Regions from separate parts of the Homo sapiens genome. Here region 1 is linked to region 2. Evidence: chromatin loops called from intact Hi-C (ENCODE). Cell type or tissue: mammary epithelial cell. All regions are shown on one strand.

Region 1 (2,500 bases), 69 kb before region 2:
TTTCTGAGGGAGGCTGGTTTATGAGGGTCAGAGGAGGCTGCCTCCGCCCTCACCCACTGATCATCGCCCCTCCCATCCCTCTTGTCGCCCCTTTTCCCATTTGATCCTCTCAGCCAAGCTGCAGTAACAGCAGCAGTCCCAGGAGCTGCCATTGATAGGGGCTTTCTAGGTGCTGGTACCCATCCTCATCCCCATCCTAATCCCACAAGAGCCATGAGCACCAGGGCTGATGATTCCTGTTCACGGTCAAGGACACTGAGGCCCCGAGAGGCTCAAGGCCACACTAGGGGCAAATGGCAGAGCCAAATTCAAACCAGAGCCGCTGTGTCCCTGGGCACACAGCTCTGCTAGTCTCAAGAACAGGTACCAGTGCCATCCTTTACAGAATCGGAAGCTGGGGCTTGGAGGTGCTGAGAGTTCTGTGCAGCAGGGCGAGGCTGGGACTCAAGGCTGTCTGAGTCCCTGCTCGGCTCATTCCTGGCTTGGCAGTGATATCCTGCCCCTGCCCCCCAAAACTCCAGCTTTGCAGCACCCTTTGGAGGAGACTTCCCCATACCCTCTGAACGACAGAGACGGGAAGGACTCAAAGGAGGAAGGTGCGATCTGGGGGTTTTCAGGCGCTTTTGGCTGTAGAACCCCTTTGCAAATGCTTAGTGACCCAGAAGTTTATTTAAGAGATAAAAGTGGAGCTGCCTGCCCTCACCTCCATGACAGCCCCTGAACCACCTGTTGCACCCCCAGGTGGGATAGTGAGGCAACGAAGAGTTGATTTGGGGCCTTGTTCAAGGTCACACTGACTTAGTCTAGGACCCAGGCTTCCCACATTTGCTCTGGGACAGTCCAAGGGGAATGAGGGGTTCAACTGCCTCTGCTTACCTGCCTCCAGCACCCCAGGCCACCTGTTCCACCGCCACCACTGCTCCCGGATGGAGGGATTCGTCCTGGCCCGCAGCAGCTCGGGTGTCGATGTCACCGATCGGCAGGTGCCAAACTTCCTGCAACGGAAACCCAGGAAGTGCGCTGGATGAGAACACACGCCCTTTGTCTGCCAGCTCAGAGGCTCTGCTGCCCTCCGCCCTCCCTGCCAGGCTCACAACGGCTTTCTTCTCCCTTAGATGGCTCCAGCAGGCAAGGGGCTCAATCTTCTATTAGGATGGTGGCAGCTGAGACCCTGAGTGGCAGGGAAGGGGTGGAAGAGAGGTTTGAGGGCAAGTCTGCTTGCCGGGGCGGGGGTGGCACCTCCACAGTGGAGAGCTTTGACTGAGCAGACACTGACCGGGCACCTACTGTGTGCAATGCATGAGTCAAGGAGCCGACGGGATCAAATCAGACATGATCAGTCCTTGTCCCCACAGTCCTTACAGGGAGATTGGGTAGAGCAAACCATAAAGCAAATTAACATAACAATAACCAATAGTAAAAGGTGCTATGAAGGAATGGACAAGGGGTCTGAGACAAAAGGGGGTGGGGTGGGTGTGGGGTGTGGGGTGTGGGGGGAAATCCTCTCTGAGGAGGTGAGGGTTAAGCTGAGATGGGGAGGAGCCAGTGTGAGAATAGGGACGAATATTCCCAGGGAAAGGGGGCAGAAGGGAAAACATGGGCTTTAAAGGTCAGAGGTCAGCTTGGCAGACAGCCTCAGAAGCCCCTTGGGCCTCCCAGCTCCTTCCTCCATCCTCCATCTTCCACCCTACCTGCTTGGAGTCAGGTCAGTCCAATGCTTATTTCCTGGGCGCTGCTGTGTGTGGGGCCCTGTGCTAGGCAGGGCGGGGAGAGGAGCAGCATAGAGAAAAGGGAGCTCCCCCATGGTGGCCGGGTCAGATGGGGACACAGATACAGCTGTGAGTAACATCAGTATCTGGGAGTGATTCCAGCTCTGCCACTTGCCAGCCTTGGGCAAATCACTTCTCTCTGGGCCTCAGTTTCCTCTTGCAACCGAGGGGTTGCCAACCCAGGTTTGTCCCTTGTGGCTTCATAGCAAGAATCTGGTGGGGTAAATGTGGGTAAAAATACCTGATGCTCAGTAGGTGTTCAGAGATGAGTTCCTTTGCTCTCCCTACCACATGAAGGATAGAAGTTTTAGTAAGAGGGACAAAGTTCTGAAGGGAAGGGAAGGACGTGACTTTGTCCTGCAAGAGAATCCAAGGAACATCCATGGCTCCTGATAGCCAGCACTACTTTCCCTGATTCTGATAACAGCACTCAGTTTCTGTTTGGGGAACCTCTCTTCCACTCTCAGTGCCTGGTGTATACATGACCCATGTCCAGCCAATCATAGTGGCTGTTAGTTCTAAGATCAGCTCTCTGGGCTTGTTGGCTGGCAGAATACAAGCTTGACACCACTTTTGCCCCCCACTTGGACCACCACAGAGGACAGCAGAGCAAAGAGATAGGAAAGAAAGATAACTGATTTCATCAGCTGCTGGATCCAGCCATACCTGCAATCCTACTACCAGACCTCCAGAGTCAATGCATTTTTTTCCCTTACTTTTTATTTTTTATT
Region 2 (2,500 bases):
CTGTCACCCACGCTGGAGTGCAATGGCGCGATCTCAGTTCACTGCAACCTCCACCTCCCAGGTCAAGTGCTTCCCTGCCTCAGCCTCCCAAGTAGCTGGGACTACAGGCACGCGCCACCACACCCAGCTAATTTCTGTATTTTTGGTAGAGATGGGGTTTCACCATGTTGGCAAGGCTGGTCTTGAACTTCTGGCCTCAAGTTATCCATCCACCTTGGCCTCCCAAAGTGCTGGGATTACAGGCGTGAGCCACCATGCCTGGCCTATTGTTATCATTTTCATTTAATCATGTTAATTATTAAACTCTCCAGTTCTCTCTCACCCTCAGGAATTCTGTGTCCATATCAGAACACAGGTTGCCTTGGATTCAGATGGATTAACAGCTGTTTCACCTGTCTGGTGTTATAATGGGTATTCACCATCACAAAATCTAAGTGTGAAAATAGTTGAACTCAACAATACTCCTTGGGGATAGTGGTTGCTTTGAGGGTGTAGTTTCTGGGAGGGGAACGAGGGGCCCTCTGGGATAATGGTCATGTTCTGTTTCTTGGTCAGGGTGCTGGATATGCAGGTGTTTTCACTTTGTGAGAACTCATTAAGCTGTCCGCTCAGGACCTGTACACTTTCCTGTAGGCATGCTTCATTTTCATAAAAAGTTCTAAAGTACTCTTTGCAAATATAGAAATACACAATGGATCTTTCCTTGCAGAAATATGCATCTCATTTTCTTCACGTAAAATCCTTATAAAATGACCAGTAAGACCATTTACTGGTGGTAGGATGCAAGAAAAAAGGCAAAGCAACTCTCAAGGTGCTATATAACACATTTAGGTGAGACTGGCATTCAAGGACAAATCTGACCCCAAGACTGCTGTCCTCAATGTCTACTGCTGTAGCCAAACTAACAGGTTCCTAGTAAAGCAGACACTCTGATTCAGAAAACCAAATGTAATTTATGATGCAAGAATCACATCGCAGTTGTCTCAAACAAACACACAAAGGAAGTGGCTACCAAGAACAAATGGTGTTGTAGAACGACCTTTAGGTGGTGAGGCAGTTGAGCCATCTTCAAACCTTGTAAAATTGAGGAATGGGCTCTTGCACAAAGAAAAAAGCTACCAGTTAAGACTGGGCCAGGATCCATGCTAAACACTCTACATGTTTATTAAAACTTCACCATGCCTGTAATCCCAGCACTTTGGGAGGCCGAGGTGAGCGGATCATGAGGTCAGGAGATCGAGACCATCCTGGCTAACACGGTGAAACCCCGTCTCTACTAAAAATACAAAAAAATTAGCCGGGCATAGTGGCGGGCGCCTGTAACCTGTAGTCCCAGCTACTCGGGAGGCTGAGGCAGGAGAATGGCGTGAACCTGAGAGACGGAGCTTGCAGCGAGCTGAGATCACGCCACTGCACTCCAGCCTGGGTGACAGAGCAAGACTCCATCTCAAAAAAAACAAAAAACAAAAAACAAACAAACAAAATCTTCATAACACAGCCTGACCAATATGGGCGAAATCCCATCTCTACAAAAAATACAAAAAGTAGTCGGGCACGGTGGCTCATGCCTGTAATCCCAGCACTTCGGGGGGCCAAGGCAGGCAGATCACTTGAGGTCAGGAGTTCAAGACCAGCCTGGCCAACATGGGGAAACCCCATCTCCACTAAAAATACAAAAATTAGACGCTGGGCGCCGTGGCTCACGCCTGTAATCCCAGCACTTTGGGAGGCCGAAGCGGGCAGATCACAAGGTGAGGAGATCGAGACCATCCCTGGTTAACATGGTGAAACCCCGTCTCTACTAAAAATACAAAAAAATTAGCCGGGCGTGGTGGCCGGCGCTTATAGTCCCAGCTACTTGGGAGGCTGAGGCAGGAGAATGGTGTGAACCCATGAGGCGGAGCTTGCACTGAGCGGAGATCAGGCCACTGCATTCTAACCTGGGCGACAGAGCGAGACTCCGTCTCAAAAAAAAAAAAAAAAAATTTAGCCGGGTGTGGTGGCGCACACCTGTAATCCCAGCTACTCGAGAGGCCGAGGCAGAAGAATCGCTTGAACCTGGGAGGTGGAGGTTGTAGTGAGCCGAGATCACACCACTGCCCTCCAGCCCAGGCAACAGAGCAAGACTCTGTCTCAAAAACAAACAACAACAACAACAACAACAAAAAAACACTCCACAACATCCCTAATTTTATCCCTGCTTTACAGATGAAGAAACTGGGCATGGAGAGGTTAATAAGCCTGACCAAGGTTACAGGGTTATTAATTTGGCAGGGCGGGGATTCAATCAGGCAGCTGGACTCCAGAATCCATGCTCCTAACAATGATGCTGCCCATGGCTTTGGTTGTGATACACCCAGGGATGGGTTTGCAGTTTCTAGTGTGACATTTTCTGGGGTGCATTCCAGCTCAATAAGTGTCCTTGTCCAAACACCTACAATTATATGCACCTCAACAAACACACCTAACTCATAAGTGACAGCCTGACTTACAAAGTGAA

What was found. A loop is a pair of places that touch in the nucleus more often than their neighbours do. Peaks named below come from ENCODE experiments on the same cell type or tissue, not always from the same donor. Only the 100,000 strongest peaks of a DNase experiment are listed, where the experiment ranks them.
Region 1: a loop joins it to region 2, with 2.8 times the contacts of the local background. A loop is called at or near these places in 7 of 110 quality-filtered maps.

What each region holds. Positions count from the first base shown.
Region 1 is chr1:15,755,109-15,757,608 of GRCh38, reverse strand. It overlaps a transcript of FBLIM1 not described here. Among named protein-coding and RNA genes, the nearest start is that of FBLIM1, 2.4 kb to the left of the region's middle. RefSeq lists an enhancer at 682-1,461. In mammary epithelial cell, no CTCF peak of the experiment used is centred here; a DNase peak (open chromatin) is centred at 1,038; H3K4me3 peaks cover 152 bases.
Region 2 is chr1:15,686,134-15,688,633 of GRCh38, reverse strand. The region is part of intron 1 of PLEKHM2 (pleckstrin homology and RUN domain containing M2); the gene reads right to left. Among named protein-coding and RNA genes, the nearest start is that of PLEKHM2, 3.1 kb to the right of the region's middle. In mammary epithelial cell, no CTCF peak of the experiment used is centred here; no DNase peak of the experiment used is centred here; H3K4me3 peaks cover 154 bases.